Regions from separate parts of the Homo sapiens genome. Here region 1 is linked to region 2. A link is an interaction called in ENCODE POLR2A ChIA-PET data of the cell type or tissue named here. Cell type or tissue: MCF 10A. All regions are shown on one strand. Links, peaks and the distances in the headings refer to the core of each region. The heading gives the core; the rest is flanking DNA. Region 1 has its middle 27 kb from the start of LINC01395. Region 2 holds the start of LOC124902792 (a long non-coding RNA gene).

Region 1 (16,344 bases), core at 4,710-12,709, 85 kb after region 2:
ATACTCCCTCACTCCATGGTTGTTTGTTTCTTTATGTGGTTTATAATTTTGGTTGTGAGCTTGTTTTAAGCCTGACTTTTTTTCCTCTGAGGGAATTCTGTGTTTTCTGACTTAAGTGCCTCTACAAAGTAACTTTTCAGTTGCTTTTATTGGAGCACAGAATTTCAGTGGTTTTAGGATGTATGTTTATGCAGCTGCCTTGATTTGGGATTCCTGTATCTTCGTGCAGCGTTCTTCTAGACTCTACACCTTTACATGGTACAGGCCTGGAGTTTTAACTTCTCATAAATTACTTTTTTGGGTTTGTTTTGTTTTAACTCCATCAGCTTCCTTGCTACTTCCACAGGTTGTCGCCCAGGCTAGAGTGCAGTGGCGTGATCTCGGCTCACTGCAAGCTCCGCCTCCTGGGTTCACGCCATTCTCCTGCCTCAGCCTCCCGAGTAGCTGGGACTACAGGTGCCCACCACTATGCCCAGCTATTTTTTTGTATTTTTAGTAAAGACAGGGTTTCACCATGTTAGCCAGTATGGTCTCAATCTCCTGACCTCATGATCCACCCGCCTTGGCCTCCCAAAGTGCCAGTGGGATTACAGGTGTGAACCACTGTGCCCAGCCTGATGGATGGAGTTTTCAAAGTTCCCTTTCCAGGAACTGGGAAGAAGCACATTGATTGTGTCTCTGAGATTTATAAAGAGGATTCAATTAGTTTTCAAACTTATGCATGTCCAAGACCAGTTATCCTATGCCAGTGTAAACATAAAAAACAGTCCACAGTCCCTGGGGCTTATTTGCCAGCTGAAAAAACTCTTGGGCCAATGTATTACCTCCCATTTTCCACCATCTCTCAATTTGAGTTTTTTTCTTTGTTCTTTTGTTTAGTTAGGATTTCTGTGTGTAGATGAAATAAGAGGAAAGCCCAAGTCAGCATAGGCAGCTGTGTTGCTAGAAATTCTCTCCATATTTTTAGGCATCACGTACCGGACTTCAAACTATACTACAAGGCTACAGTAACCAAAACAGCATGGTACTGATACCAAAACAGAGATATAGACCAATGGAACAGAACAGAGCCCTCAGAAATAATACCACACATCTAAAACCATTTGATCTTTGACAAACCTGACAAAAACAAGAAATGAGGAAAGGATTCTCTATTTAATAAATGGTGCTGGGAAAACTGGCTAGCCATATGTAGAAAGCTGAAACTGGATCCCTTCCTTACACCTTACACAAAAATTAATTCAAGATGGATTAAAGACTTAAATGTAAGACCTAAAACCATAAAAACCCTAGAAGAAAACCTAGGCAATACCATTCAGAACATAGGCATGGGCAAAGACTTCGTGACTAAAGCAATGGCAACAAAAGCCAAAATTGACAAATGGGATCTCATTAAACTAAAGAGCTTCTGCACAGCAAAAGAAACTACCACCAGAGTGAACAGACAACCTACAGAATGGGAGAAAATTTTTACAATCTACCCATCTGACAAAGGGCTAATATCCAGAATCTACAATGAACTTAAACAAATTTACAAGAAAAAAATCAAACAACCCCATCAAAAAGCGGGCTAAGGATATGAACAGACACTTCTCAAAAGAAGACATTTATCAGCCAACAGACACATGAAAAAATGCTCATCATCACTGGCCATCAGAGAAATGCAAATCAAAACCACAGTGAGATACCATCTCACACCAGTTAGAAGGGCAATCATTAAAAAGTCAGGAAACAACAGGTGCTAGAGAGGATGTGGAGAAATATGAACACTTTTACACTGTTGGTGGGACTGTAAATTAGTTCAACCATTGTGGAAGACAGTGTGGCAATTCCTCAAGGATCTAGAACTAGAAATACCATTTGACCCAGCCATCCCATTACTGGGTATATACCCAAAGGATTTTAAATCATGCTGCTATAAAGACACATGCACACGTATGTTCGTTGTGGCACTATTCACAATAGCAAAGACTTGGAACCAATGCAACTGTCCATCAATGGACTGGATTAAGAAAATGTGGCACATATACACCATGGAATACTATGCAGCCATAAAAAAGGATGAGTTCATGTCCTGTGTAGGGACATGGATGAAGCTGTAAAACCATCATTCTGAGCAAACTATCGCAAGGATAGAAAACCAAACACCGCATGTTCTCACTCATAGGTGGGAATTGAACAGTGAGAACACTTGGACACAGGAAGGGAACATTATACACTGGGGCCTGTCATGGGGTGGGGGTAGGGGGGAGGGATAGCATTAGGAGATATACCTAATATAAATGTTGAGTTAATGAGTGCAGCACACCAACATGGCACATGTATACATATGTAACAAACCTGCACGTTGTGCACATGTACCCTAGAACTTAAAGTATAATAAAAAAAAATAAATTCTCTGCATATTTTCAAATGTCTTTATTTTGGTTTTTTAAAAAGTAGTTTTAGATTAACAGTGAAATTGAGAGGAAGTCCCAGAGATGTCCTATATACCCACTGTCCCCACACATACACAGCCTCCTCTGTTACTAACATCCCCTACCAAAGTGGCACATTTGTTTTGATGAACGTACACTGACACATCATTATCACCCAAAGTCCATGGTTTACGTTAGGGTTCACTCTTGATGTAGCACATTCTGAATTTGGACCATTGTATTATGCCATACATCCACTATTATAATATCATACAGAATATTTTCTCTTCCCTAAAAATTCTCTGTGCTCCACCCACTTGTCACTCCCTCCCACCCTAACCCTTGGCAACCACTGATCTTTTTACTGTCTCTGTAGTTTTGCCTTTTCCAGAATGTCATACTTGGAATCATACATTATGTAGGCTTTCTAGGCTGGCTTCTTTCACTTCGTAGCATACATTATGTTTCCTTCACATCTTTTCATGGCTTGATAGCTCACTTCTTTTTAGTGCTGAATAACATTCATTGTTGTGTGTACCACAGTTTATCTATTTACCTACTGAAGGACATCTTGGTTGCTTCGAAGTTTTGAGAACTGGGAATAAAACTACTATGACATATTTTCAAGTCCTTTGGGTAAATAACCAAGGAGTGTGACTGCTGAGTTGTACAGTAAGAGTATGTTTAGTTTTGTAAGAAACCTCCAAACTGTCTTCCAAAGCGTCTGTACCATTTTATATTCTCACCAGCAATGAATGAGAGTTCTTTTTGTTCCGTGTCCACACCAGCATTTGGTGTTGTCAGTGTTCTGGATTTTGGCCATTCTGATGGGTGTGTAGTAGTATCTCGTTGTTTTAATTTGCATTTCCCTGATAACATGTGGAGCATCTTTTCATATGCTTATTTGCCATCTGTATATTTTATTTTATGAGGTATCTGCTGAGGTCTCTAGCCCATTTTAAAATTGGATTGCTTGTTTTTTTATTGTTGAGTTTTAAGAGGTCTTTGTAAATTTTGGATAAAAGTCTTTTTATCAGATGTGTCTTTTGTAAATATTTTTTCCCAGTCTACAGCTTGCTTTTCATTCTCTTGACAGAGTCTCAAGTTTCTCACCAGTATGTACATTAGCAACAGGTATTTTGTGGATATTCTTTGTTAAATTAAGAGATTCCTCTCTATTTCTGGTTGATTGAGAGTTTTTTAAAATCATGAATTGGCATTAAATTTTGTCAAATATTTTTTCTGTGTCTATTGTTATGATCTTCTGATTTTTTTTCTGCAGTGAATTGCTTTGATGAATTACATAAATAGATTTTTAAATGTTAAGCCAGCCTTGCATACCTGGGATAAATCTCATTTTGTCATGGTGTGTACTTTTTATACATCTTGAATTCAGTTTGCTAATATTTTTTGAGGAATTTTGCATCTATATTCATGTTCCTGGCCTGTAGTTTTCTTTTCTTATAATGTCTTTGTCTGGTTTTGTATTAGTGTGATGCTGGCCTCATAAAATAAGTCATAAATAAGTCTGCTTCTGTCCTCTGAAAGAGATTGTGGAAAATTGGGATAATTTCTTAAATGTTTGGTAGAATTGACAGGTTAACCCATCTGGCCTTGTGCTTTCCTTTTTGAAAGGTTATTAATTATTGATTCAATTTTTTAAATAGAGAAGACCTATTTAGATTGTCTATTTCTTCTCATGTTTGTTTTGGCTAATGGTGCCTTTCAAGGAATCAGTCTGTTTTACCTAGGTTATTTAGTCCGTGGGCATAGTTATTTGTAATATTCCTGTATTCTACTCTCTTTCATTTCTACTATTAGTAATTTATGTCCTCTTTTTCCTGAGTTACCTTGGTTAAGGGCTTATCAATTTTATGATCTTTGAAAAAACATAAACTTTTGGTTTCATTGATTTTCTCTATTGGTTTCCTGTTTTCAGTTTCATTGATTTCTGCTCTAATTTATTATGTCTTGTCTTCTGCTTACTTTGGATTTAATTTGCTCTTATTTTTCTAATTTATGAAGATAGATGCTTAGATTTTAGATTTTTATGCTTTTCTAATATATGCATTTAGTATTATAAATTTCTCACTAAGAATTGCTTTCACTGAATCTCATGAATTGTGATAAGCTGTGTTTTCATTTTCATTGAAACACAAATTGAAAATGTATTTAACTTTCTCACAATATTTCTTCTTTGATCTATGTGTTATTTAGAAGTGTGTTATTTAATCCTTATGTATTTGGAGATTTTCCAAGTATCTGTTATCGATTTCTTATTTAATTCCACTGTGATCTGAGAGCACATAGTTGATGATTTCTATGGTTTTAAATTTGTTAAGGTCTGTTTTATGGCCCAGAAGGTGATCTATCTTGATGAACATTCCATGTAAGCTTCAGAAAAATTTGTCTTCTGCTGTTGTTCAATGAAGCAGTCTACAGATTTCCATTGTATCCAGCTGATGGATGGTGTCACTGAATTCAACTCTGTCCTTACTGATTTCATGCCTACATGATCTGTCCATTTCTAATAGAGGGGTGTTGAAGTCTTCAACTATAATAGTGGATTGATCTATTTCTTCTTGTAGTTCTATCAATTTTTGCCTCACATATTTTGATGCTCTCTTGTTTTGGTGCTCTACAAGTTAAGGATTGTAATGTCTTCTTGCAGAATTATCCCCTTTGTAATTGTGTAATGCCCCTCTTATCTCTGATAATTTTGCTTGCTTTGAAGTCTGTCCTGTCTGAAATTAACATAGCTACTCCTACTTCCTTTTGATTAGGATTAGCATGGTACATCTGTTGGCATCCATTTACTTTTAATCTATATGTGTCTTTTATTTAAAGTGGGTTTCTTATAGACAACATATAGTTGGGTCTTGTTTCTACTCTAACAATCTGTTTTTTAATGGATAATGTACCTTATAATAAGAAAATCATAATTCTAATTTCTCTCCCCTGTTCCTTGCATCATTGCTGTCACTCATTTCACTTATATATAAGTGTACATAAGCACACGTGCACATGTGCACACACACACAAGCATGCATAGTCAAATACTTTGTGGCTATTGTGATTTTGAACAAACTTATTTGTTTAATCAATTGAGGAAGAAAAATAAAAGGGTTTATTTTACCTTCATTTATTCCTTCTTTCATGCTTTGCCTTTCTTTATGTAGATCTGAATTTCTGATCTACATAATTTTCTTTCTCTCTGAAGAACTTTTTAACGTTTCTTGTAAGGCAGGTCTACTGGCAACAAATTCTCTCAAATTTGTCTGAGAAAGTCTTTATTTCTCCTTCACAGAATTCTAGGTTGGTGGGGTTTCTCTCTCTCCCTCTCTCTCCACTTTAAATAACTTTCACTCCACTCTCTTCCTACTTGAATTATTTCTGAGGAGAAGTCAAATATAATTCTTACCTCTGTTACTCCATAGATAAGTTGTTTTTTTCCTCTGGCTTCTTTCAGGAATTTTCTCTTTTCTTTGATTTTTTTTTTTTTTTTTTGTAGTTTGAATATGGTATGCTTAGGTATAGTTTTTTTTTTTTTTTTGCATTTATTCTGTTTGGTGTTTCATGAGCTTCATGGATCTGTGGTTTGGTATCTGATATCAATTTTGGGAAAATTATCAGTAACTATTGCTCAAATATTTATCTTGTTCCTTTTCTCCTTTCTTCTTTCCTTCCTTCCTTCCTTCCTTCCTTCCTTCCTTCCTTCCTTCCTTCCTTCCTCCTCCTCCTCTCCTCCTCCTTCTTCTTTTCTTCTTCTTCCTCCTCCACCTCCTCTTTCTCCTCCTCTTCTTCTTCTTCCTCTTGGTCTTCTTCCTCTTCTTCTTTCTCTTCTGTCTTCTCTCTTCTTTTCTTTCTTCTCTCTTCTTCTTTCTTCTTCCTCATCTTCTTTCTTTTCTTCTTTTTGATACAAGGCCTCACTCTGTCGTCCAGGCTGGAGTGCAGTGGTGTCAGAACATGGCTGACTGCAGCCTCAACCTCCTGGGCTCAAGCAGTCCTCCTGCCTCAGCTGGGCATGGTGATACTTGCCTGTAGTCCCAGCTACTCAGGAAGCTGAGGCAGGAGCTCTGTTTCTTCAAACCATGTCTTTTGCCTTGTAATTTTTTCTTGATAGCTGGACGTGATATACTGGGTTAAAGAAATTGCTGTAAATAATTCTTTAGTAATGTTATGGTAAGGTACGTGGGTAGAGGAAGCATTCTATAGTCTATGATTAGGTCTTAGTCTTTTAGGGAACCTACGCCTTTGGACTGTGAACTTCACAAATATTTCTCAGTCTCCTCTGGACTCCCCTTAGGTGGGAAGGAATGACTAGGGTGTGCTTGAGTTGGGTATTTTCCTTCTCCCACGGGGAAGGCTAGGGCTAGCTGTAGTTGGGTGTTTTCCTTCCCCTAGGTCAGTAAGACTCTGATAAAACCCCTGCAGTTTAGGTGCTAGTTAAATAGTTTCTCCTGAGGGCATATCTTGTTAAAAAGAACAGAGTGCTCTGGCATATTTCAAAATGATTCCTCTCTTTCCTTCTGCCAGGAGCACAAGGAGATTTTCCCCCCAGTATTCACCATGAGAAACTGGTCAAGCTCTTGGAGGTAAAACTCACAAAAGTGTGCCCCCAACCTCGACCCCTGTTACTGGGTTTCTCTGGTGTTTTTAACTCCTAAACTTATCCATACTCAGCCTCCAGCAATTCATGGTTTCCTCTCCAGGTGCTGGATCTCACAGAGGTTTGCTCATGGGTTTCTGCTCCGGTTAGTTGTGACTCTCTGTATCTGCCTGTCTAGCTCTCCAATTTTGAGAGCAGCAGTTTGCCCTGTGACCTCATTTCTCTTACAGATCTAAGAAGAGTTGTTGGTTTTTTAGTTTGTTCAAATTTGTACTTGTTGCTGCAGAATGACAACTTTTAAGCTTCTTAGGTACAGAACCAAAGCTGGAACCCTGATACATTTCTATTAGAGCACTTGTGTCATTCCTCTTTGAATTTTTGTTAATTGATGAACTCAAGTTTCTCACACTGAGGGTAACTTTTTGAGGTCAGGCACATTTTATTCATCTTTACCTCCTACACATACGTGACTTTTGCACCAACGTATTAACACACAACAGACATCCAAATATAATTGTGAAGAACAGACATAATGAATGCATAAATTAGTGAATAAATGACACTTTTCATCATCATTTTAATACTCTCCAACTTCACTTTCCGATAAAACCTCATTTCTATTCAAACATCTTATTCTATTCAAAGGATTCCCAGTATAGAAAAGCATAGCCTTGTTCAGAGTTACAGAAGGTCAGCCAAGGTCAGATCTGTGGATAGCTGACAACCACATCTTCTCTGTTCTCCAGAGAGTGTGAGACACAGGACGCCTCCCATAAGGAGGCAGTGTGTTATGTATTTTACAGGCTTTTTGTATACTCACTCTTTTTGTTTCAGACGGAGTGAGCTAGTGCTTGTGAAATGTTGAGAGTGGGAGCACCTTCAAGACAGTGGTAGAACACAGGAGGCCCTTGTGCAGACTTTCAATTCTCAGTGCTGGTAGAGCTTCTCTTGCTCCACCTGAAATATTCCTGCGACTCCAATCATGAGTGGAGACATATAACAATACTGAGCTTATGTTCTAGAGTGTGTGTGTGTGTGTGTGTGTGTGTGTGTGTGTGTGTGTTACCACCTGTGTCCTTGGGAAAAGCAAAATAGCACTCTATGCATAAGTCTGCCTTAATACCTACCGATTATATGGAAACTGTTTGCGTGTCTGCCTTCCCTTCTAAATTGTGGATTGCTTGAAGGTTGGTGTTCTGTCTTCATCATTTGCACTCTAAGAGCCAACAGAGTTAATGTCTGCTGAATCAGATGATGAAAGATGAAGCATGGAACACGATGCCCACAAACAGTCCAACTGCTTTTCGGGGCCAGGATCTGTGTCTGTCGTTAGCTCAAGTCTCTAAAGATGCAGCGGCCCCTTGCTCCTCTTCCCGACAGGAAAGGCAGATATCAAACCTACTGCCTATCTCTTTGCTTGGCTTAATTCTCTATTCTTTGTTCATAGAACTTAAGTAGGTCTATTCCCACCTCTGAGAGCTAGAACCAGTTTGGGGTTTCTTCATGAAGTGTGTGGCAATGGTGTCCCTAAATAGCTTTGGGTGATGAAAGAAATTGGCTTGGGAGAGACGCCTCCCTGTTTGTCTTCTCAGTCTTGGGAGTGGGCCCCAGTAGGGCTTTGCCCCAACCCTGGCCTCTCTCTGCTCGGGGCTATGAGGTGCTCAGCATGGTGCATTCTGAGTGTGTGAAAAGAGGAAAGGGAATATGAGTCAGAGAAATAATTCCTAGGGCCAACCTCACCCTAGAATTGTTTCATCAAAATGGAGAGGTTGAACACTGGGGAACAAGCCCTTTGCCAAAGTCTCCACACTGTTCCGACTTGCCTTTGACTTGAGGACTCAGCAAACATTGACAGAGGGCTGACGAACCAAGAAGGGCTTGATTTACAGAGCACTCCTCTGTCCCAGGAAGAAACCAAACACTGTAGATCACTAGGAGATGACCGAGGTTCTAAAGTGCCTATAAACAATATGAGCTGGCCTTACTCCTCACACTGCCTGGAGTCAGTTTCCAATGGGCAGCGTGCCCTCCTAAGAGGCAGGACAGAGAGAAACAGCTTCTGTACACCATGAGATGACTCAGATGAAGAGTCACATCAGTCACTGTCTTCTTCCAGGAAGAAGTCTTGATATCACTGGGGGGAGTTTCATAATAGCTTCTGCTGTCTGTCACCCAGCTTTAGGGGGTTTCTGTCAGTACTAGGCATTGTGATGTTTAATGGTATGAAGGAGGAGAGTCTAATTTTTACAGCCTAGCCCCAACAGCACAAGCACCTCGGTTACTACAATATTTTCTCAGACAGTCCGCCCCGTGAATGTAACCATAGCCCACTTCCCTAGGATATTGGAGTGCCACATGTATTCTTTTTTTTTTGAGACGGAGTCTTGCTCTGTTGCCCAGGCTGGAGGGCAGTGGCGCGATCTCGGCTCACTGCAAGCTCCGCCTCCTGGGTTCAAGCCATTCTCCTGCCTCAGCCTCCCGAGTAGCTGGGACTACAGGCACCCGCCACCACACCTGGCTAATTTTTTGTATTTTTAATAGAGACGGGGTTTCACCGTGTTAGCCAGGATGGTCTCGATCTCCTGACCTTGTGATCCTCCTGCGTCGGCCTCCCAAAGTGGCCACATGTATTCTTTCTAGTGGTGACTCAAAACACCTATAGAAGAGGATCTATCTATCTACACACACACACACACACACACACACACACACACACACACACACACATACTTTGTTTACATCAATGAGATACTCATCTGGGTTTTATGGATATGAAATCTGGGATTCTTTTATCTTTCTTAGTCAGTTATTCCAGTTGTATTTTATAGTATTTGTTTTGGCTTAGTTTCTTCCTTCTAGATTATTTAACGACCTCATCAGCCTGGGAATTTAAAAGATATACCTTGTGATTATCTGTTTAGCTGAAATGTACTTGTGTGTTTATTTGCTTACTTAATTTCTTGGGACTTTGGAGGTGGGACTGGTACTAGTGGCTCTGGGGTTAGTAACAGTGGTCCTACAGTTCCTTGGCTCTCTAGGATTCTGGAAGGAAAGTTGTTTAAGAATTAACCTAACTGTATTTCTAGCAGAAGCACAAAAGATCACATGGAATTCAAACAGTGAGACTCTCAGTAGCATAAGAGAGCATGTCACTACTTGTCTCTGGATTCCAGTTTCCTATAAAATGAAGGGGTTGGCCTAAATGACAGAGGTCTCCTGCTAGCTCCATCTATCTACCCACTCATCCATCCCCAGCAGGTTAGTACATCCCTCAGCTTCTCAGACAGGAGAGGTGATTGGGTTCATCCCTTTCTGAAGAATCTCCAAAGCACAGCCAAAGCTGGGAAGGAAGACCCATATGAATACAGGCGGATGCCCTATTTCTTCTGAGGAAAACCATGAAGAACAGCTCCAACAGAGGAGCCTGGACTACAACCCTGGGCAGGCAGCTCCACCCACCCGTCCACAGGTGACCTTGGTCCTCCTTACATTTACAGAGTATGACAGCAGGAACGTCTGTGGTGATCATCTGTCAACTGTAATTTTGGAACATGATATGAGCTGGGATCAACTTTTATTAAGCCCGAGGCCATCTTTTCTCTTGAGAGTTAATCCAAAGATTACCTGCTAAATGCAGAAATTCAGCGCCAAATCAGACGAAATACACAAATGTGGTCCCTTCCCTCTAAGAGCCTATAATCTAAATTAAACAGCATACATTGATAATGGGAAATTGTGGGCAGCTTTCAAGAGAATTGAATCAAATATTGAGATTACATCTTGGCCTCAGGTTAATGGCTTTTAGTGTACTTGGGGGGGGTCAAGGGTTATGGGTTTAGAACCTGACCAGTGCTCTCAGCAGGAAAAGTCACAATGTGTAGCCAGTCGGTTAGGAAAGGTTCCACGCTGGAGAGAATCCCAGGAGGTCAACAGGGAGTAGCAGGGCATTTGGGAGGAGGCAGGTGGTGCAGGGGGAAGTCAAAGGCATATGGGAAGAGCTCACATAACGAGGACCAGCATTTTCCAGAACCGTACAGTACTTGGCCACTTGAATTAAGGCACTGCCAAGTTCACTCTCTTTCTCTCATTATTCAGATGTCTCTGGAAATTCCACTTCCTAGGATGCATCTGATTACACCCAGTCTCTTCACCTTTGCATATGGTATTAGAATTTAAACGAACATGTTAAATTTGCTCTATCTAAATTTGCACCGGCCACTGGCAACTATTTCCATTTTAGTGGTTTAGTAAGTTATATCTACTGTATTCTTTCAGCAGGCAAACAATACACACCATACAGCCAGACAATGTTAGAGAAGGAAGAAAGGTTAACTCCTCCCACTCACTCATTTCACAGATGGGAACACGGATGTTCCCAGAGACTTGGTAAAACTTGCCTGGTCCATGACTTTGGGAATACAGACATCCTCTGAGTGCGATGCTTTGTATACGTGGCCTGGAGTTTGCTTCCTGATGATGTGCTCCTTCCTGCCCAGGTAGCCTCGGTTGGGCTCCACTATCCCTGCTCCAGTACCCACTCCCAGCACTTAAGAATGTCTCCTGTCTGGCTCCAGCATGAAGGTAACAGAGAAGGAAGATCTGGATTTCCGGCAGATTAAGTGGAGGAGAGAAGAGAGGGACCGAGGAAGAAAAAAAAGGCCGTGGACAAATGAAAACTGTCTTGTGAACATAAAGTGATTGACATAGATCACATCACCTGGATTATGATGATTTAAAAGGCAGTTCACACACAGAAATCCCAGAAAGGTTTAGAGCAAAATAATGACTTTCAGAGAAGACTGTGAATTTGGATCTCTACATTCCAGTACACTTATGGGGGAAAAGAAAGTGCTTTTAACTTACAAGTATTCTGAATAGTCACTCTTTCGGAGTCTTTTTTTTTTTAATTGGAAAGTAACATTTTTCCATTAGAGGATTCAATTCTACTACTGCTGCAAAAGAATTATTTCTGGAGTCAGAATCAAATCAACCTTTATAATCAGTCTAATGAGTCAGACCCACTGATATATATTAGTGGACCTGGCTTCTGTTCTAGGTCAGGAACTGAGAGCTCCTGACACTTTGTAATAGTGTAATAGGGGATAAAATGTCAGAAATTTCAGTGAAAATGGAGGTTAAGTTGTGCATTTTAAAAGCAATTTTTAGGTATAAGGTAGTAAGTAGCTAGTACTTATGTGCCAGCAGTTCAGAAAGCAAAACCCAATGGCCAATTATTCTTTGCTTTGTACATTTGGGGACTATAAGCAGACGGACACTAAGGAGCACACATCCCTGGATTTATTTCTCAAAACATATCGCACATTCCTAATTTTCCTCACAGATCTTTTTAAAGATTACTCTCAGAATGTGCCCAAAGAGTCCCTGAACAAATGCTATTCATTTTGGTAAATATAACAAAAATCATTAGAAGATATCAGCATTTTAAATAGCGATTATAATCCGGTGGTTGACTTCTGTATTGCCCTGTTCGGTATCTATATGTTTTGTAAAGGCTTACATTGACTTGTTTACAGATATACCATTTGCATTTAGCTAATTGTGACGTCTGTGGTCATTTTCTATAAAGAGGTTGGTCTTTAAGCTGTTGGTAATGAATGTGGCTTAGTTTCTACTGGAAAATCTGATTCAGCTTACATCATTTTGACTTATAGCACCTTTGCCAGGAATGAAATCTAAGAGTGCAAGACTGCCTTGTTTTTCCCCAGGTCTGCAGAGGCCTGTTGCTTTTAATGGGTTGTGTGTAGGACACAAGGATGTGACTCATCTATCCACTTAAGAGTCATAAAACAGTAATGCAGACAGCTCAGCGTCAGTCATAACGTTCATTGTATGCACCATACTGAATGGGCATTACCATTTAGTTTTTGTTATTTTACAGGAAAGTGGGCATTGGTACCCAGTGGACAAACAAAATATTTATTAAGCTTATTGTCATCAATGTCATTAATATAACTGTTTTCAGTGAGCGTAGAACAAGTGTGTGGAGCTATTTGTTGTCAACTGAACATCCCTGCCACCCCTTCTAATGTCTCCCTGCTCCATGGAAGAGAAATCAGGACTGTAGTTGTAATTTGCAGAATTCTCTTCTCTGTGAGGTTCAGGAGAGACCATCCAGGAAGACGCACTTGTATGAGGAAGGAGGAAGGCAAGGCCAGTATTCTCCAGTGGCAGTTGTAGGCACACGCATGGAGAGATGTAAGGTTCAAAGCAGCTTTCAGATGAACTTTTGGAGAATTGCCTTTTGTGCTACGAGAGGGGATAGATGTCTAGAGCATCTCTCGACTCACAAGTTTTGCAGTTTTCCAGGTGAGCTCCTGGGAATCGTGTGCTTCAGTGCTCCAAGCAGAGTGTTAACAATGGCCTCCTTGACCTTTGCTTCCCTAACAGTTGCAGAAGCTTCACTTTCTTGTCTAAAACTATTAATATTTGGAAGACACAGAGTGGCTTCTATTTTCCTGATAAAAACGTGGCTGATATAAGAAGTAATTATTTAAAAATTAATAAAAAATTAGAAAAGGTAGAATGCATAAATCATAGATTAAAATAAACTGCCAGTGGGCTATGGTTACTATAAAAATAAGATGGTCAAAGGCTGATCAAATGGAAGAATGAATAAATAAAAGTCATTCAAATAATCAATCAATTATAGAACAATCAATTAAATATATTAAATATTAAGTTTATGTAATTATAATTTATCTATTATGTACATATTATATTTAATCTGTAAATATATATGATATATATATAACAACTAGGAATCTAGATTCGGTATCACACGATTAGTACCAAGCATGAAGTGAGCACAGCAAGCAGGAAGTAAGGCCAGGATGAAAGAACACATCCCAGCTAGAAACAGGAAATTAGAAGTTTGATTCACTTATTTATTCATGCAACAAATATTTTTGAGCACTTTCTACCCCAAGTACTGTGCTAAATGGTGGAGGATGCAACAAGAACAAGATAAACGGGTAACTGCTCTTGAGGTGCTTATGCTCTACTTGGGAATATGGACAAGTGAATAGCCAACTGTCATTGAGTGTGATGCGTGTCATGATGAGAGAAGTACATCGTGTTGTAGGAACACCTAGAGGCAGGAAGTAGGGTGTGGGGTGGGGAGGAAAAAAGACTTCCTGAGAAAGTGGCTTCTAAGCTGAGACTTGAAGGATGAAAGGAGGTTAATGGTCAAGGTGCATGGGGTAGAGGAGATGGAGGTTGAAGAGGGAGCTCAGAGACTGTTCTGGTAGGCACCCCATTGTCAGGTGGTAGTGGTGGTAAACTCCACAGGCAATGGGGAGATATCGCAGGGTTTTAAGTAGCAGAATGATATGATCAGGTTTATGATTTCAAATGATGCCTCTGGCTGTAGGTTCAAGAATGGATTTCAGTGAGCAACGTGGATGTGGGGAGAACAACTAGAGAGTGTTGTAACAGTCCACATACGAGATGTCCATAACTTGGACATGGCAGTGGGGATGGAGAGAAGTTAGCAGATACAAGAAATGTTTAGTCGATGACTGACAGAGAGGTTAGAGAATGGGAGAAGTCAAGGATGACTCATTTCACATATACAGAAACTGAAGCTTAGAGGGATTGCATAGCTCACCTAAGGTCACATAGCCCGGAACAGTGAAGTTGGGATTCAAACCTCAATTCGGTCAACTCTAGAGCCTTCAACTTTACCTCTAAGCTCTGTAGTGTATGGACCAGAACAGGCCACGAAGCCTCAAGTTTTAAAAAATCATTAGGATGAGGTCCTTGTGTCACACAAGTTGACTGTTTTGTATTAATGTGACAGAGTGGTTCTGCTGGGCTCTCTTCATCTCTTGTCATATCTGTACTGTATTTTTTCTACTTGATTTAACTTATTTTCATAATTTTTCCCTGTGTGTGTGTGTAAATGTTGTTGTAACTAAAGGAAAATGGAGTGGGGAAAGAAGAAGATTTCTCCTTCTCACTAAAATTTTGGTTTCAAGCTAAAGTAAAAACAGAAGGCATTTCTCCTTTACTTTTTACAGTATGTATATCTGTAGCTGTGGAAGTTCTAGAGGGTAAAAGCCACAACCAGCTGTCACGTTTTGTTTGCCAAAATGACTAAGATAATGGGTAAGGCTGAGAAAGCTGTAAAATAATTATCCCATATTGCTCCTAAACACCCACCTTTTCTGTTACACTTGAGATCTGTTAAACAAGTCTGAAATAGTTGGAAACAAATACTGACATGTCCGTGATTGTAACTCCCGTCTATTTGTGGATGAATGTCAAGCCTCCCACTCCTGAACAAACCCCTGCGCTGAGCTCCAAACACCCGAGGACATCCCCGGCCAAGTAACCCGGGCTCCTTAAACTTTATGTGCTGTGACAATCTCAGCTGAGCTAAGGCCCCTCGCTACCATCCCTCTGGCTGTAGGATCAAGAATGGATTTCAAAAGAGCAACATTACCACTACTACTACTATTGCTACCACCCCCAGCCTTTTTTCCTGAAACCTGTACCAACCAAGTCAACAAAACCAGATGCTTAGGAGCTAGTCTAGATTCCTCTTTCTCTCCTATTCCTCACATCTCGTCAGCCAGTAAATCCTGGCGATCCTATCTCTTAAATACCTCTTTAGTTTTTTCTTCCCTCTTCATTTCCACTGTGGTTGTCTTAGTACTGGCCACTGCTTCCAAATTCCTGACGGATATTAATTTTTGTGATGCAGAAACAAGAAAATGGAATGCCCAGTAATTTGCAAACTCATAAATTATTCTATATTTAGTGTGACTTATTACTTACGTGTTTTTAAAATAATAAAAATTGGTCATAATCATAAATAATGAAGAGTTTTTCTGTAACAGGGTTATACTAAAAATTTGAGAGGCTTTCTGTAAAGAAAGAAAAAGAGATAATAATAAATGCTTTGCTACTATTGCTATGAACCGAAACACTATGACACAATTATATATTTCAATAATATGCAAAAATGGCCTCTACCTAATATACACATTTGATAATAGAAAACATTAGAAGAGAAAATAAACACAAAATCAATGCCAAGTAAAGATTATTAGTACATTGAGTGATAATACAACAAATATTAAATATTTTTAAAATTATCCTTAATAAAATTGTAAGACACATAGGCATGAATTTCACTGTCAAATAGTTTTGGACAATATTAGGACAAATATTGCAAATGTAGAAAAATATCTTTCATCTTGTGTTACATTAATTGAATTGATTGATTAAAGATGTGTTCAAAAGCATCTTCAAATTGGGAGTCAGGGAACATGTTGCTTCAAATAAGTTCATTTC
Region 2 (16,344 bases), core at 4,386-12,385:
AAAAATTGACAAGTAGTTTCTTAAAGGTGAATTTCAATATGGATTCTGAAACCACATCAATGCACTCCATACTTACTTACATTAAAATCCATTGACCAATCTTGCATTTGAATGGATCTTTCACTCATGTATGATCTTATAACATCAGCATTGGTCATTTGGAAAATAATGACCCGCTAAATTATGCAGATCTCCAAATGCTGACAAATATCATTATACAAGAGAAAAATAATCACATTTGTTAGTAACAGCACTGATCGCACTGGAAAGTCTTTAAGGGTTGGGGAGCTGTCAAGTTTTCAGTGATGGAAACAAGTTTTCCAAGATTATAATTTTTGCTTGAAAGATCAAATTTTACCATTGGTGACAAATATTGCCAGTTGTTTTCATTGAAGTGGCAGGCTCATTTTATTTGTTTTTGTGAAAATGTCTCTAAATATCCATATCTAAGTAAACAGTTTGCGTGTCAGTCCCTCAAGTAATAATAGCATTCCATGAAAAAGTGTCTAGTTTAGCTGGCAATTCAAATAATCACACAATCATTTTATCCTCTAGACAGCTGTTGTACTTCAGTACACAGCAAAGTGTTTTGCATGCGGTGTGTAACATTTTTAGAAAGTATGTACTCAAGGACTGAGATTTAATAGAATTTTTTTTACTGTTTCGTGAAGAACATTCTTAAGTGAAACTGATACTTTTGTATTTTAGTTATGAGTGCATGTAAAGGAAGAACACGATGACTACTAGTAAAGTGTATTAGGCCGTTCTTGCATTGCTATAAAGAAATATCGGAGACTGGGTAATTTATAGGAAAAGAGGTTTAATTGGTTCTGCAGGCCGTATGGGAAACTTAGTGCTGGCATCTGCTTCTGGGGAGGCCTCAGGAAGCTTATACTCATGAAGTGGGAGCAGGCATGTCTCATGGCAGAAGCAGGAGCAAGTGAGAGAGAGTGTGGGGGGAGGTGTCCCACACTTTTAAATGACCAGATCTTGCAAAAACTCACCATCATGAAGACAGCACCAAACCATGAGAGATCTGTCTCCATGATCAAAACACTTCCCACCAGTCCCCACCTCCAGCAAGATAATTCAACATGAGATTGGAGTGGGACAAGTATCCAAACTATCATCAGGTTTGCTGCTACAGCCTTGATTTGTGTTAGGCGCCAACAGTTTTACTCATCACTGCTTTTGCCTCATCAGTATAAACACGAACACAGTGAAAAAGACAAATAATGTCTTAGTGTTATTTTGAAAATAGAGTTGACCTTGCAGATCCCTGAAAGAATTTTAGAGATTCCTTAGTGGTCTGTGGATCCCACTTTGAGAAACACGGACTTAGATTACTGAGTGCTCAAAATCCATAAATATTAAGTCTTGACTAAACAGTTGGATTGTTTTAGAGAAAACAGTCTTATAAATTTGGCAGGTGGGAAAGTCTTTTGCCCATGAATAATCATGTCCACACTTCTCATGGTATGAATAACCATTTTGCTACACATTAATATATATTAAATTCACAGTTTCCCTTTATCTTTCTCAAGCCCTAATATTTCTCCATGTTATTGATGATGAAATAGGTTCATCTCATTTCAGACTCAGCAGAAGTGGGGTAGAGCTGTGTTTGATTTCTGAAAAATACTCAATATATCACCCATTTTATTATGTACAATGCCACAAAAATGTCTGTAACTACTTTTCATTTCATATGATTACTAAATGTAAGCAGAATGTACTGGGTGTTTTATTATATAGGTGGTTAAGGCCTGGTAAAAACAACGTTTTGCAACACTACCTCACCTTGCACAATTGTGCGAAAGAGATTCAGGAATAGAGTTCCTGAGTGTTGCCATGAAACAGAGATCACCTTAGGCCTCTGTTTCCTTGGCTGTAAAACAAACTCATTGATGACAATCAGAATTCTTCACCTCTGTTAGAGAAGAAAGACAGCAGATCTGGGTCCATGCCCCAGAGGTGTGACCTGGCCAACCCACTTTGAATTTATGGTGGAGTGGATTTAGAACACCAGGGGTGGCTGGGAAGGACAGGGCACAACAGACTAGTATTCCCACCACCTCTTCTCTTCAGGATCTTACGGACATTGGAGGGCCCTAGACCTGTTCTGACTATGGGTCCCCCGTCAGAAAGCATGAGAGAGATGTTGGTATTTTATGGAAAGCCCATGGGATTTTGAAAGGCCATTCATGTTTCCCAGCAGAACTAGGGCGTCCAATTGAGTTCAGACTTGCTCCATGCAACCATTGTCAGGTCACATGACATCTTTAGGTCTCAGCTTTTCATCTGTAAATGCAGGCCGCTGGGCTAGGGGATGCCTAACACTTCTTCCAGATGCACTGGCACTGAATGCCAGGAAGTCTGGCGATTGAGGGCTGGCACCAGGAAGAGGCCCAGATGATTTTATGAAGGTATTAAATGCCACCTTTAGGGGGTGTGCGAGGCCTCCCCGCAGTCCTGAAAAGTTACGTAGCCAATTCTTCAGCATTTCCAATGTTTCTGGGAATCTGAGTTCTTAGGTGGAATGGAATTTTCTGTCTAGGGAACCAATCTGTGGTGGAGCTAATACAGAGATCAGGAAAAGTGGCCACAGCAGACATTCCACAGGGGAAAGAGCAGAATAGCTAAACTAGTCTAGTGAGATTGAACAAAAGGAGGGTGCCAGGTACGACCCTTAGTTCTAGGCTCACGTAGTCTTTAGTTCTAAGGCTAATCTTAGGGAAGAGTTTTGGGGAGATGGTGGAATGGTGGAGATTCATAGCTGTCTCAAAAATAAGTTTATGTTTTCATTCAGCAAACATTTATTGATCTGGGAATGTGTTGGGTGTTGGTGAAACAAAGAAGACAGACCGGGGTGGGTTCTCAGCCACACGCAAAGCCAGTCATGGCCAAGGACGTTGCCATAGGGTGGGATGAGGGGCATGGCCAGCTACTTTCAGACAGATGAGTATATGTAGTCTAGGGGCCGGAGATGCCCTCTGAAGGCAGCCGCCTAGAAGGGTATGTAGAGGTTAGTGAAGAGAGTTGAAGGCAGCGGGGGGGGAAAGAGGAGGAGGCATGAGTGGGGTGTCGCTGTGCTGGGAGACCTGGAGGGGATGGAGGTGTGGCATCTTGGGAGTTGGGGAGAAGTTGAGTCTGGCTCTTTTGTTGAGTGAGAGATGGAGGATTGGGTAAGAAACAAGGCTAAAGTGGTTGGGAGGGGTTGGATCGTCTTAAGGAGATGGAACTCCTCATGGAAGTTCAGTCTCCATAGAAACCCCTGAAAGGCTTTAAGGGAGGGACCTGGAGGAGCTCTTTCAGCTGAAGTGGTGAATGGATTGCGAGGGAACGTGACTGTAGGCTGGGACAGCTGTTAGAGGTGGTCGTAATCTTCCAGGCGCGAGATGATGTGGACTGAAATGGTGTGGAGACAGTCGGAGGGAACTGCGAGATCATTGGGTGTCAGACTGGGTTTGCAAACCTACGACTTCACTGAGAAGTGAGCAAAATGAGTAACCTGTTCCCCTCAAGCAATACAGATAATGTGGAGAGATACTTGTTTCCACTGGAACTTCCTCCTCCACCGAATCCGACTGCTGTACCTGTGTGGATAGGTAACCTACAGACCGACTGCCCCACCTCAGGAGTCCTGTGTGCTTCACGACTAAAATCCTCTGGCACTTTCAGCCTCATTGAAGAGAGATGAAATCCAGTTGGCTGTAACCAGGGACCTGGAGTAATGTGATGGTGTCTATTACCAGGGAATGGTGGTGAAAGTCTCTGACTCCATTTAAGATGCACTTTCATCTGTGATCTGTTGATTTCTTTTGCAGCCCAGCTGTTTCCACTCAAAATAGTGGCAGAGCAAGTTTGCCACTCAGATTCTTGAATTGGGAGGAGGTGAGTGTTCTTCTCCCAGCAGGAGAACTGGTTTTGTTGCTTCTGGCCTCAGGGGTGGCCCAGAGGCACTCAGAGAACTGGAGACCAGGAGGGGTGTTGTGTCAGAGGGCCAGTGACCAGGATTCTAACAAAGCGTTTTCCACCAGGTGCTGGACATGCTGCTTACCGCATTGCTGGAGTGCAAGATTAGCTGGTCTATGCTCAGAGTGCCTGGGGCCTGAGTTTGCTGGAGATGTGGTCTTAGGATTCTCCGGGGAGGTGTGAGTTCATGTCCTGTAACTCTAGAACTGCCCAGAGCTTGGTGCAGTCACACACTCAGATCTGACCGACTGTCTGTTCTTACCTTTCCCAGGCTCTAGCAAGTTCACAAGGACACCAAGCAATCTCCCAGACTTAGACTGTACACTGGCTGCTCTGGTACTGTTGCTGGAGCCTTCTCCTCTCTCCTCCCCTTCCCAATAGTTCCCACTGCAATAGGTGTAGCAGTGATACAGACAGGAAATGGAGGTGCTGTTGATGCTGCTGCTGCACCCTTAAAATTCTATAGAACTTACAGGGTGTACTCTGGAAAAATGATTGCCATAACCTTATTCATTGACTTATTGGATGAAATATGTACTGAGTGTCTACTAGGTGCCAGGCACTGTAATAGGTTCACGGAATAAATCTGTTAATAAAATAAAGAGCCCTTCTCTTGCGGAGGTTTCATTATAGTGAGAGCTGACAAACAATAAATGTAATATTTTGACTCTTTTGAAGGACTTCACCCCCAAATTTAGCCCAATCCATTCGGGAGGACGCATCCCTCTCTCTTGATGCCAGGTGTGGCCAGGGAGCCAGTGCTTGTCAAGAAATCTAACCTCCTGCTGTTGCAGGGGCGTCTGTTCTTATGACCTGGGTAGAGAGAGAGCAGAGCCAATGAATACGTACAGTGATGTATGTAATATGTGAGAAGGTGAAGGATATGGTAAAAGGGGAAAAACAGAGCAGATTAAGTACACGTTAGACATAGTTCCCGTTTCCAATCATCTGTAAACAGGGCATTTCATTCAAGGCCGTTCGGATCTGGTCCAGACACTGGTGGATCTACGTCTGAGAACGAGGGTAGTCGCCCAGGGCTAGGACACTGCTTGGAAAGGTGGGGAGGCCTCAGCTGAAGTGACGCGTGGCTTCTGTAAGATTAGTGTCCCTTTACGTTCACTTCTCCTGTTAAAAATGTAGGGAGAAGCTTGTGGTTATTCCTCTGAGGGATTGGAATTGTAAATGACTGAGGGACAGAGGTGCTGGAAATTTTTATGCAGGTGAAATGATCAGGCAAAGGGCTAAGCCTGGGCTGTGGCCTCACCTGCTTCAGTCTCGCAGTTGGCTGGGTGGGTTCTGCTCTGCGTTTCCTCCTGACCTTTAGATGCGTGGGATTTCAGGGCTTAGTTCGTTGCCAGTGAAGCAGGAGTCTGGATGCTTACTGAGCCTCTCCCTGTGTTTGCAAATAATTATCATCCGTTCACAGTGGGTGCTGCAATGGTCTCACTTCCTTTAATTAATTTGTTCTGTATTAATTATTGGGGTATTTTGTTTTATGAAGGTGATGACTCACCCAGCCCGGCAGGTTCAGAACTGCCCTGTTGGCATTTGACTGACAAGGGCTTGGTCTCCCAATTCAGCCCAAACCATTCAGGAGGATGCATCATTCTCTCTTGACATCAGGCGTGGCCAGGGTGCTGGTGCTTGCCAGGGAACCTGACCTTCTGGAGCAGAGATGTTGTCAGAGCTGCTGAGTCAGGGAGGTCAGTTCTGTTCATGACCTGTGTGGAGAGCGAACGGAGCCAGCCAATAGAGAAAACCCTGGCGGGCTAGGGGTCGCACAGGAGAGTGGCTTCTGAGGCAACGTGTTAAGTGACCTTGAGACTGGAGGTCCTTCTGCCAGAAGTCTCTGGAACTCAGGTACCCGGAGGGTCCTGAAGTGTCCTTGGGGAATACAGCACAGAGTTCTTTGTGGGACGCGAGGGATATTTCTGCTCGGCTTTTTCTTGGCGTTTTTTCCTTGAGTGCTTTCCTAAAGCTGCTTTTTATCCTTCCAAGTCATTCTCTCTGGTTGTCAGTGCATATTTCTTTCCGGGAGCTTCTGCATTCTTGTTGCAAGTTTATTCTCACTTTCTACTGGAAATCCTCTGAAGCTGAAGGCTGCTGACCCAAAGACCAGTGTGCCGGGCAATGAAACTGTGTGAGGCATTGCTGGATCTCCATGCGGAAGAGATTCCAATATGCGGACCTATCACCTGCATTATTGCCGTCGCCCCCTCATTGCCATTTCCCGACCCATGCACAACTTGGCTCCTCTCCAGTCCATCTTCCAGGGTGATTTTCCAGATCTCAATCTGACTGTGTCACTTGCCTCCTTAAAGCTCTTCAGTGGACACCTGTCACTTACATAACACACCTGGAACCTTGACTTGGCACACAGGTTCTGCCCTATCTTGTCCCTGTGCCTCCCTGCTCCAGGTCAGCTCCCACCACTCTCCTGCGGCTACTCAGTAACAGGGCTATTTGGGGAATGGTTGGAATACAGGATGCATTTCAGCCTCCACACTTTTGCACATTTTGTTAGCTCTCTGGATTATCAGTTTCCAAACTCACCTTCTTGAGCTCCTCATGAACTTGCTCAAAACCTTCTGCCTCTGGGAAGCCTTCCTGTCTCATGCCAGGCCCAATTCCTGCATCCTCGTCCCACGGTACCTTGCGTCCCAGATCCAGCCCCTCGCGGTAACTGTCGTTTGCTGTCCTGCTGGCCCTCACTGTTTGATTATACTCTTCCTGGAGCCGGAGTCTGGACCTTATTTATCCTTAGAATTCCAGGCCTCACAGAGAGATTTGCCTGAAGTAGGAAACGAGTGGATACCTCCTAAAAAATATGAACAAATGAAGGAATGAATAAAGCAAGAATCTCAGTCAATCATTTGTTCCAATGGAGATGTACGTTATCCAAGAACAAAGTTTGTGAATTTTTAAAAGGCTACATCTTCTTCCAAGAAGCATAACATCTTTTTCTCTAATGCAATTGAAATTTCAAAATAAATAAAATATTGTTATTAAACCAAATCAAAGCAATGAGGTTTGAATATGCTGATTCAGTCTACACACACTGTACTCGGTAGGGACTGCGGTCTCCCATCCTGCATCATAGGCCCCTGCCGTGTGGGGCGCCTGCTTAGTCAATTTGCTGAAAGTCAGATGGGTTTTGGTCATTTGGGAATCAGCTTTCTGCAAGGCGGCCCACTGCCCCATCACAGAGTGAGAGCGCCTGGTGTGGGGAAGGTACGGAGTCCGTCTTCTAAGCCAGGCCCTGCTCTGCTTTGCCAGACCTGAAAACCCTGTCCCACAGTCACACGGAAAAGGCGCCTTCAAACTTCTGTAAGCCTAGACTATACAACTCCACCAGCTGGAAGTTATTTCTCTCAATGAACTCAATTCTTCTATGCCATGCTTTACGTCATTTCCCTCCTGTTCTGACTGAGAAGATGGAAGAAAACCTGCCTCATCTTGTGCCCAGTAGGTTGTTTCTTCTGTGAATGAAACCTGCAGCATGAATTTGCTTTTATGGTTGGCCACATCACAACTGAGTGTGTGTATATGTTTGGGCTGGGGTCTAGGATGGGGTTCGGTCTGCCTGGGGGTCATTTTAAATGGTCCAGGTTTGGGAGGAAGGGTTTGGAAGGAAGGAAGGGAGAGCTCTGATGTCAGCATTAATTAAGGGAGTTAAGAGCGTGTGATTTGAAATCTACATGATTGGAGGAAGTACAGACTGTGGGAGAAGGAGATGGGAGGTGGTGTAACTGAGTGTGGGATTCATGAGTTCCTCAGCGGTGAGCCGTGCCCTCCCAGAGGAGGCCACAGCGAGTCTCACTTGTCAGAAGGCAGCTGAGAAGGCTGTGTCTGAAGCAGAACTCCAGGTTCTGAGAATCTAGGGGAGGAGCTAGGGACCAGTGGATATGAGTGGATCTGTCTTCCCACCTGGCAGGAAGTCCTCATTCAGCCAGAGAAGTTCTGCGTCAGGCTGGGTTTGGAGGTATGATTTGGGTTCTTCCAGAGTGGATCTTATATCACATGCTGTTCATTTTCTAGAAAATTCTCTAGCCCAGGTTAGATATTATGTGTCTGGCCCTTCCATGATCTTCCCTCCATCCCCACCAGTGTCCTCTAAGGAGTCCTAGTCTCTAAAGGATCTTGTACCCCCTTCTCTCACTTTCCCCATTTGCCTGACTTTCTCCAGCTTGCTGCCCTCAGAGGACTGATTGGGGATCAGAACAAAGTAGGAGGAGCCAGGACTCCTGGGTCCGGCTGCTGGCTTGGCTGGGCCTTGCTTTCTTCCTTCTGCGACGTGGGCAGCTTGCTGTTTCACCTCCCTTGAGCTGCCCAGTTAATGATTACTGAGTTCCCAGGGAGTGCAATGCCCTGCAGCTTTCCAGGATGCAAATTGGTAATTTTTACTTTTTGCCAAGCCTCCTACATCAGCTCCAGTTTCATAACCCCAGTCACCCTTCCCCGTCCCTCCCTTGCTGCACGTACTGACCCCTCCCCTCTAGCCCAGATGCACACCTGCAGGAAAAATTGGCACGGACTCCTTCCCATCTGTCACCACTTCAAATAGCTTGAGTGTGCTGATGACAGATAAAGTAATTGCAGAGCATACGAATGACTTAATATTTGATGTGTTAAAATAATTTTTTAATGCCATGCATTTGTATAATTTATAGCTGGAATCCATGGTTTTTGTCTTGCTTCCCCTTCTCACCTGGCTGCTTCTCCATGAGAATGGTGGAGCATTCACCCCCAGCCCTGGTTTTTGCTTCGTGGGTTTACAGGGAGAAATGGGCAGCATTCTGCAGTATTCACAATGACTGTTGATTCCTGAATCTCCAGGGCCTGTTCCATTGTGAGCCTGTTAAGGTACTTAAAAATAATTTGATGAATGAATTATTAAGGAGCAATTTGGGATTCATCTATCAAGTATTTACGGAGGGCTAGTGTCTGCCAAACTCCATCCTAGGTAGTAGAACACAGCAATGAGCAAGACAGACCAGGCCCGTGCCCTCAAGAGGTTTAGGGTTTGGTGGGAAAAACTAGCATTAAGTGAGTTGAGACGAGAAGGGTGGAAAGATTTGAATCAGGAGAGTGACATAATTAGATTTTTCTATGAAAAGATTCTAGTAGATTGCTGGGACCATCACTAGAGGTGGTCTACCATCTGCTAGAGCTTAGCTGGGCTCAGATTTTGGCTTGGGGAGGGGGACAAGAAAGACAATAGAAGAAATAGGGCCACTCTTTGCAAAGTACTTTCAAACAACGGAGAATGTTCGTAACGTGCAATCTTTGCCCCCTTCCTCCTTACTTCTTTTATTTACATGCCTTGTCACCTATGGATGTGTGTGGCCTTGGACATACAGTGAAGGACAGAAGAGAAGAATGTGACCCCAAAAGGGATGTACGAGGTGTTAGTTCCCCCTCTGTGTGGTGTCCCATCCCACCCCCTTTCCTAGTCTGAGGTCCCCCCTTTGTAGGATTTCCAAAGCTGCTATGGGGTATTATTCATACCATGGAAGTCAAGGAAATGCTAAGGTAAGGCTTTCATTTTTCCTGGAGAGCTGTTTGTTAAGCCTTTCCCAGCACACCACTGCCTACCACTCCTTTGTGAAGTTAGCAGGTTAGCAGCCTAAAGCTCGGATAGTGAGGGACTTCTGTTTTAGCCTTAGCGCTGAGGTGGCGAATTCCTTTCTAACTGAGGCCTGTAATTTCTCCCCGTCTCAGCATGGCTGGTTTTGAACTTGTCTCTTTTGAACTTGTTTGCTTTTGAACTTGAGTTTGAGTTGGTTGTTCTTTTCCTACTCCCTCAGCTTTCTAGGGTGTTGCTGATGGTGAAGGGAACACTCAAAAAGGTGCTGGACTGTGGGGAGGAAGTGCCTCCCCCTGCCCTCCATCCCCATGTGAGCCGGCATTCCCCTCTTCCAATAGTGGAAACCCTCCTGTGCAGGCCACTACCCATCCTTCCTCCGATTCCTTCTCCATTGCCCACTTAGGATGCTTACTTATTGGAACAGAGAGGTGGGGAAAGTAAAACTGGTCAGTTTTGGTCCTTAGTTACAACTCTGGAATATGGACAATAGATTATGTCATCAGCTTCGTGTGATGCAAGTGTTCTGGACATGGAAGTAGGGGACCTGGGCTGGAGTCCACACTTTACCACTTACCAGCCATGTGATCTAATGTCTTTGAAGTTCAGTCTTCCTTATCGGTCAGGGGGATGGTGATGATACCTCACACACGAGGTTATTCTAAGGATGGTGCATGGGAGCTCAGCTATGTGTGTCAAATGTTTTTCCTTAGATATTTTCTTGATCTAAAGGGACTTTTTAATGCATGAAGTTCACATGTTTACTCTGAAGAGGTGATGGAGAGTCAGTCACGAGGACACACAATCCTAAAGTTGCTCACACTGACCCAAAAACAATGCCAAGGTCACTATACAAGCGTCTGCCTTGGCCATGGCCCCAGGAGAGTTGGCCATTCAAAGCAAGAGCCCGTCTCATGGCCTCTGAAAAAGTTTTGAGGAGGAAGATGATGCAGGACTGGATGGAAGTTTTAAAAATGCCGCCAGATGAGGTTGGCATGGTAGAACTGTGGGTTTCTCTTTTCCTCTGTTTGTATACTCAGTGATAGTATAATAATATAACCTGCACAGCAGGGCCCTCTGTTTTACAGGAGCTCACTCTTTACCAGCTTCTGGTGGGAAGCAGGGAGGAGGAAGTGGAAAGAGCCTTACAGCTCACAAGCTAAAGGAGATATCTCAGGCTTGTAATCATCATCATCATCACCGTCACCGTCATCATCACCGTCACCGTCATCATCACCACCATCATCATCACCACCGTCACCATCATCATCATTGTCATCATCATCATCATCATCATCATCATCACCATCGTCATCATCATCTCTGCCACAGGGGAGGGGCTGGTATTTGCTAAGGTGGGGTATTACCTCTTTGTCCCCAAAACCACTATACCTGTCTTCCCCAGATCAAGCACATCTTTTTATAAGGGTCCCGGGAGCATTGAAATGCAGCACATCATCAGGGAACCATGACAGGTGATGCTATTTAGCTCATGCCTCACCTTTTGCCACCCAGTGGTGGGTAGAGGAAGAAGGGATGCGACAAGACCTTAGCACTCAGGGTTTTGCAAAGGGTCCCATGAAAAAATCTCTTCACTGCTGTCATTCCTGACATCTCTCCAGTCCCTTGTCATGTGGCTCCACAGTCCCTTCCTAAGACCATCATTTTTCACTTGGGACACCGATCCCCATGTGATAAGGTGCCTCCTTGAATCTTCTAGAGCCTGTCACCTCCATCGTCAGTTGGATGACAGTGGAGTCCTCTTCTACCTAAGCTCTGTAAGGCTCAGAGGGGAGCAATGGGTGGGCAGGAGGATGGTGGGTATTGCATCCTCTGGTTGGTAGTTTTGCAAGGGAGATGTGCTTTTACCATAGCCAACTAGAGCCAAACTAGTCATGAGAAATGTAGATTCTGCTATGGGCTAATCCAATGGAAGGTTTGAGTTAGTGGTGGTTGAGATAAAAGGGATTATAGAAGTGGAAGGCTGGATAATTCAGCCCCTTACCTCCTTAAAAGCTCTCTACCTCCTCCTTAATCTCACTTCCGACGTACAAACATCAGGGTATTGAGCCAAGAAATTCATAGAAAACACAAAGGGCCAAGAACAGATGAAAATACACCTAACCTCACTTAATAACAAAAATGCAAATTCAAATGAGACAACAAGAATTCCAGGAAACTAACCTATGGAAAAAAATAAGTACAAAAAGATGTATACATGAGGACATTTATTGCAATGTTGTTTGTAGTAGGGAATAACTGGCAACAAATATACATGAATAAGTGAATGATTAAATATATTATGGGGCTGGGAGCAGTGGCTCATGCCTGTAATCCCAGCACTTTGGGAGGCTGAGGCCGGCAGATTGTTTGAAGCCAGGAGTTTGAGACCAGCCTGGGCAGCGTAGCAAAACCCTGTCTCTACAAAAAATACAAAAGTTAGAGGTTGCTGTGAGCTGTGGTCATGTCACTGCATTTCAACCTGGGCAACAGCAGTATCTGTCTCAAAAAAATGTATTATGAGTCATCTATGTAATGAATACTATAGTAGGCATTAAAACAATAGGTTGGCTTTAAATTTCCCGAGGAAAAAAAATGTACTTGCGACATTAAAAAACAAGATGCAGAACAATTTGTATGTTTCCGTTTGTGCAAAAGAATTCTCTGTGGAGTCTGTGTGTAAAAAAGAGTGGATGGATACATACCTAACTTAGGATGCATCTCAGAAGTGAGATTAAGTAGGAGGACATAGGGGAGCTATAATTTTTACTTTGTACATGGTTTATTATTTGAACTTTTGTAATAAAAAATCCTAAAAGAGATATTTAGCAAACAGAATATGTAACTAACTCTATCTTGCTACTGTTCTCTAAGAGCTGGCAAGTGCAGACTTTCACACACCTCTCAGAACATGGTCAGGCAGGGATCGGTTGAGTGCAGTGGTGTGCTGCAGGCTGACATCTGGACCTGGTTCTTCTCCCTGGAGTGGGGAAAAATCATATGAGGACAGTACAGGTTGTGTAGGTCCTGGGGGAAACTCCTGTCTCTCAAGAAAAAGCCTGATATCAGGTGGGCAGACCTCTATGGCAGCCACACTGGGATGATCCAATGTGGGATTCAGGGGATCGGTCTATCAGCAGGGGCTGTGTTATTCCAAGACCTGGGAAAGCAGGCAGGCAGCAACTGGAAGCTTGTCAAGATGTCGTGGAGCCATCTGGACTACTGTCAAGATGTCACAGTGACAAAGATGATACATGTACCGGTGCTTATACATGTTTACAGAAAGAATGAGAGAGGAATCTGGAAAGAAAGAGCAAGACAAGATGCCAGTGCATGAGAAATCAGGATTCCCTAGAGGCATCCACAGGTTGTTGAGGTATGGAGACATATACAGAGCCAGTCACCAGCAGCACAAACACACAGCAGGTGGCAGGACCCCGGCAGGCTGATCTCAACAGTGACTGGTATTGAGGGTAACGGTGTTTGCGGCCAGTGTGTACGAGTGCACTCCAGGGGTGTCTAGGCGCCTAGGAGGGACAGCCAGATGGCCCCAGCTGCAGAGAAGCAAGGCTGGAGATTCTGGGCAGGAGGCTGCAGCCTGGAATGGAAACTGGCTCCCGGCGCCTTCCTCTTTAAGTCTGCAAGAACCCTAGTCCAGATGGACCCCTTCTGAGCTGTGTGTGCGTGAGGTCTGGCCCCTTGCTGTTTGCAGACAAGCTGCTGGGCAAGGCCTGGCCATTGAAGCGCTGCCTGCCGGCTCCAGGAGGTGGACATCACATGCGTCCATGTGGCGGGGCAGCCTGGTCTCTGTGGGCTGCCAAGGCTGCCACTCTGCTGCCCTCTGTTCATGGCTCCTAAGCACGAACCTGCAGGAGACAACTGAGTGGAAAGTCAACATAACAATCTGGCATTTCTCCCCCTGGCATCCTGACTGCCTCTGCACTGTGGGAAGCCTTGTCATGGGATGGGAAGGAGATGGGACAGGGTCCAGAGATTCCTTCAGGAGCAGGCCCTCCTCACCGGTGCTCCCCGACCAGGCCAGCCCTGGCTGGAGCTGCTCTACAGTGTCCTGCCCGGCAAGTGCTGGCAACTCCCTGGGTGGGGAGGGAGGTGTTGGGGCTGCAGGGACAGTGGCTTCTCCGTGGGTGAGTCCCCTTTATGCTTCACCTCTCCTCTGCGACAGCTGGTCTCCTCTCCCACCACACAGAGCTGCAGAAGAAGCTAGGAGAGGGCACTGGGGAGGGAGCTGCGTCCTGGCCTGGCCCTTGCCACCTGTGTGGGCCTGGGCAGGTCATGAACCTCTCTAAGCCTCACACTGCACACTTGTAAGATGCTGGCTATCAGCCTGTCTGCCTCGCAGGGCCGCCGTGAGATGGGAGCAGCGCCGGGGAATGTGGATTGAGTGCCTCTGAGGTCCCAAGCACTGGGGCCCCACGTACCTGTTTGGTTTTGTTCATGGTTTTCATCACTATGCAACATACAACCCAGCATGCTTATTTATTATCTCGATTACCCATCTCCCTCTCTAGAAAAAAAGTTTCATGAAGAGAAAGCTTTTGGCATCATTTGTTCACCATGTTTAGAGCAGTGCCTGGCTCGTCGGAGAGGCTCAAAATCACTGGTAGAGCAATGAATGAATGGATATCCCACTGAGTCCTTGCTGAGATGATCCAAGGTAGAGATGGGAGCATGGGCTGTAGGAGGAGGATCATGGCTGTGAATGCACAGAGGAGCATGCAGTGGTCCTGGCATTGAAACTGACTGTTTAACCCTGAAGTCTGCCCTATTCAGTGCTCTAAACAAAACGGTGTCCATGAAAGTGCTGCTACGCTATAAAGCGCTGTATGCCCATAAGCTGTTAGAAGAATTGCACCTTCCCTTGCCTGATGATCTGAACATAAACTTCCTGTTTGTGCAGTGTCTTGCAGTCTCCGCCCTCAGCCTTCACACTTGCCTGGTTTTAGGTAGCACGGACAATTCTCAGCTTTTTGCTGGTCCTCATGTTGTATATTATCCATAGCCAATATCTGTAATCCAAGGCTGATTTTCCTGGACCACCCTGCACGTTCACTGCCATCTCTCTCCTGTCAGCTGGTGGAGAGTGTGCTCCTGAGGTTAGCACAGCTTTTTGTGACCAGTTCAAGCCTAACTGTTGCAGAGTGGAGGTCCTGTAAGAGACACACTGAATTCCTGGGGTCAGAGTGTGCAGTTATCTGCTGGTAAAATGGACTCCCACTCCTCTCCTCCTCAGCCTTGGTGCCTGAGAATCAGGTGGAAAATCTCGACAGTGTTTTTTTTTAAATTATTTATTTATTTTTTATTTTTTGAGACAGAGTTTCCCTATTGTTGCACAGGCTGGAGTGCAATGGCACAATCTCAGCTCACTGCAACCTGTGCCTCCTGGGTTTAAGCGATTGTCTTGTCTCGGCCTCCTGAGTAGCTGGAATTACAGGCATGCACCACCATGCCCGGCTAATTTTTTGTGTTTTTAGTAGAGACTGGGTTTCACCCTGTTGGCCAGGCTGGTCTCGAACTCCTGGCCTCAGGTGATCCACCTGCCTCGGCCTCCCAAAGTACTGGGATTACAGGCGTGAGCCACTGTGCCCAGTCGACAGCAGTTTTACATCGAATAGGCACTCACAGGTTCTCTGCTTCTGTCCTGTTATGAACGTCCCCTTTGGTCTGGCCCTGCACTGCATCTCTACATCCTCACTCGGACTCGACTCCACGCCTTTCTGCTCTGCTGTCCCTTTTCTGTCTCTCGCTCTCTCTCTGTTGCACACATAGGCCAGGGCTTAGCTATGACGCTTGTGCTCAGGAACCAGTGGGGTAGTGTGGGGAGGGAGAAAAGCCAGACAGCGCAACTCTCCCTGTCACCCTCCCATCCAGAATTCCACGCTCAGCTGCCTGTCTCCTGCTGATCTTGAGAAAGACCCTCTGGAAGGCTGTGCTCCTTTGGTGGTCAGAGAACAAGGCTTTCCCCCTACAGCTGAAGAATCTGAGCGGAGGGGGAAGGGTGGTGTAGAAGAAGAGTTTTCTGCCCTCGTGTCAGGGAGAGGGTGGCTTCCTGATGTCTTCCAGGGAGCAGGTGTTCGTCCAGGCAGTCCCCAGGGGATCCTCAACAGTGGAAACAAAGGGGCAGGTGGGAGAAGGAAAGGCGTGGGCTTTGGAGTCAGATCGGCTCTAAACTCGGACTCCACCCTTTCTTGGGTGTTCACTGTTGGTCACGTAATATCTCTGAGCCTCAGTATCTCCCTCTATAGAATTTCAGCTCTCAGGGTGGCTGTGAGGATCGGATGAGATGGCTTCTGAAGTACCCTATAAATGAAGTGCATTCATATTTGTCATTCTAACTGTGACAAAGTGGAGACGAGTTAATGTACCAGTATTTCCCTTAGAGAAAGCTGATTTGTTGGGGAAATACTTTGCTCTGTGCTTCGGAACATAAGCGGAAAGTTTAGGAGGGCCTGGACGTGGGCGGAATTGCCCGACATGGCAAGGGGAGGGGCTTGTGCTCAGTTCTGCGGGTTTCGGGGAGAGGAAAAATGAGAGGGGAAGGGTGTGAGGTGCGTGAAGTGACCACAGCCCCTGGCCACCTCCCCATATTCAGTTTCTCTGAATTTACAAGGTGCTTGCATGTGAGTTTTTCATAGTAATCGGGGGTTGGGGTGACATTTGGATCAGTGTGGGGCAGCATGGAGGTAGATGCACAAATGAACTACCGGGAGGTGGGAGAGTCATAAGTGGGTAAGCAGCAGAATTCACAGATGTTGTAAGGAGGACTT

Evidence for each region. ChIA-PET counts read pairs that join two places held together with the same protein. Peaks named below come from ENCODE experiments on the same cell type or tissue, not always from the same donor. Only the 100,000 strongest peaks of a DNase experiment are listed, where the experiment ranks them.
Region 1: POLR2A ChIA-PET joins it to region 2 with 12 read pairs; 2 of 35 experiments call an interaction of 5 or more read pairs at or near these places.

What each region holds. Positions count from the first base shown.
Region 1 is chr11:129,635,955-129,652,298 of GRCh38, reverse strand. No RefSeq gene overlaps it. Among named protein-coding and RNA genes, the nearest start is that of LINC01395, 27 kb to the right of the region's middle. RefSeq lists an enhancer at 11,920-13,119. In MCF 10A, for the core only: no CTCF peak of the experiment used is centred there; DNase peaks (open chromatin) are centred at 8,688, 9,018 and 10,208.
Region 2 is chr11:129,720,828-129,737,171 of GRCh38, reverse strand. It overlaps LOC124902792 (a long non-coding RNA gene), which reads left to right and starts at 1,314. Exons shown (of 2, transcript XR_007062951.1): 1 at 1,314-4,154; 2 at 4,247-6,990. RefSeq lists an enhancer at 13,485-13,986. In MCF 10A, for the core only: no CTCF peak of the experiment used is centred there; DNase peaks (open chromatin) are centred at 5,591 and 8,451.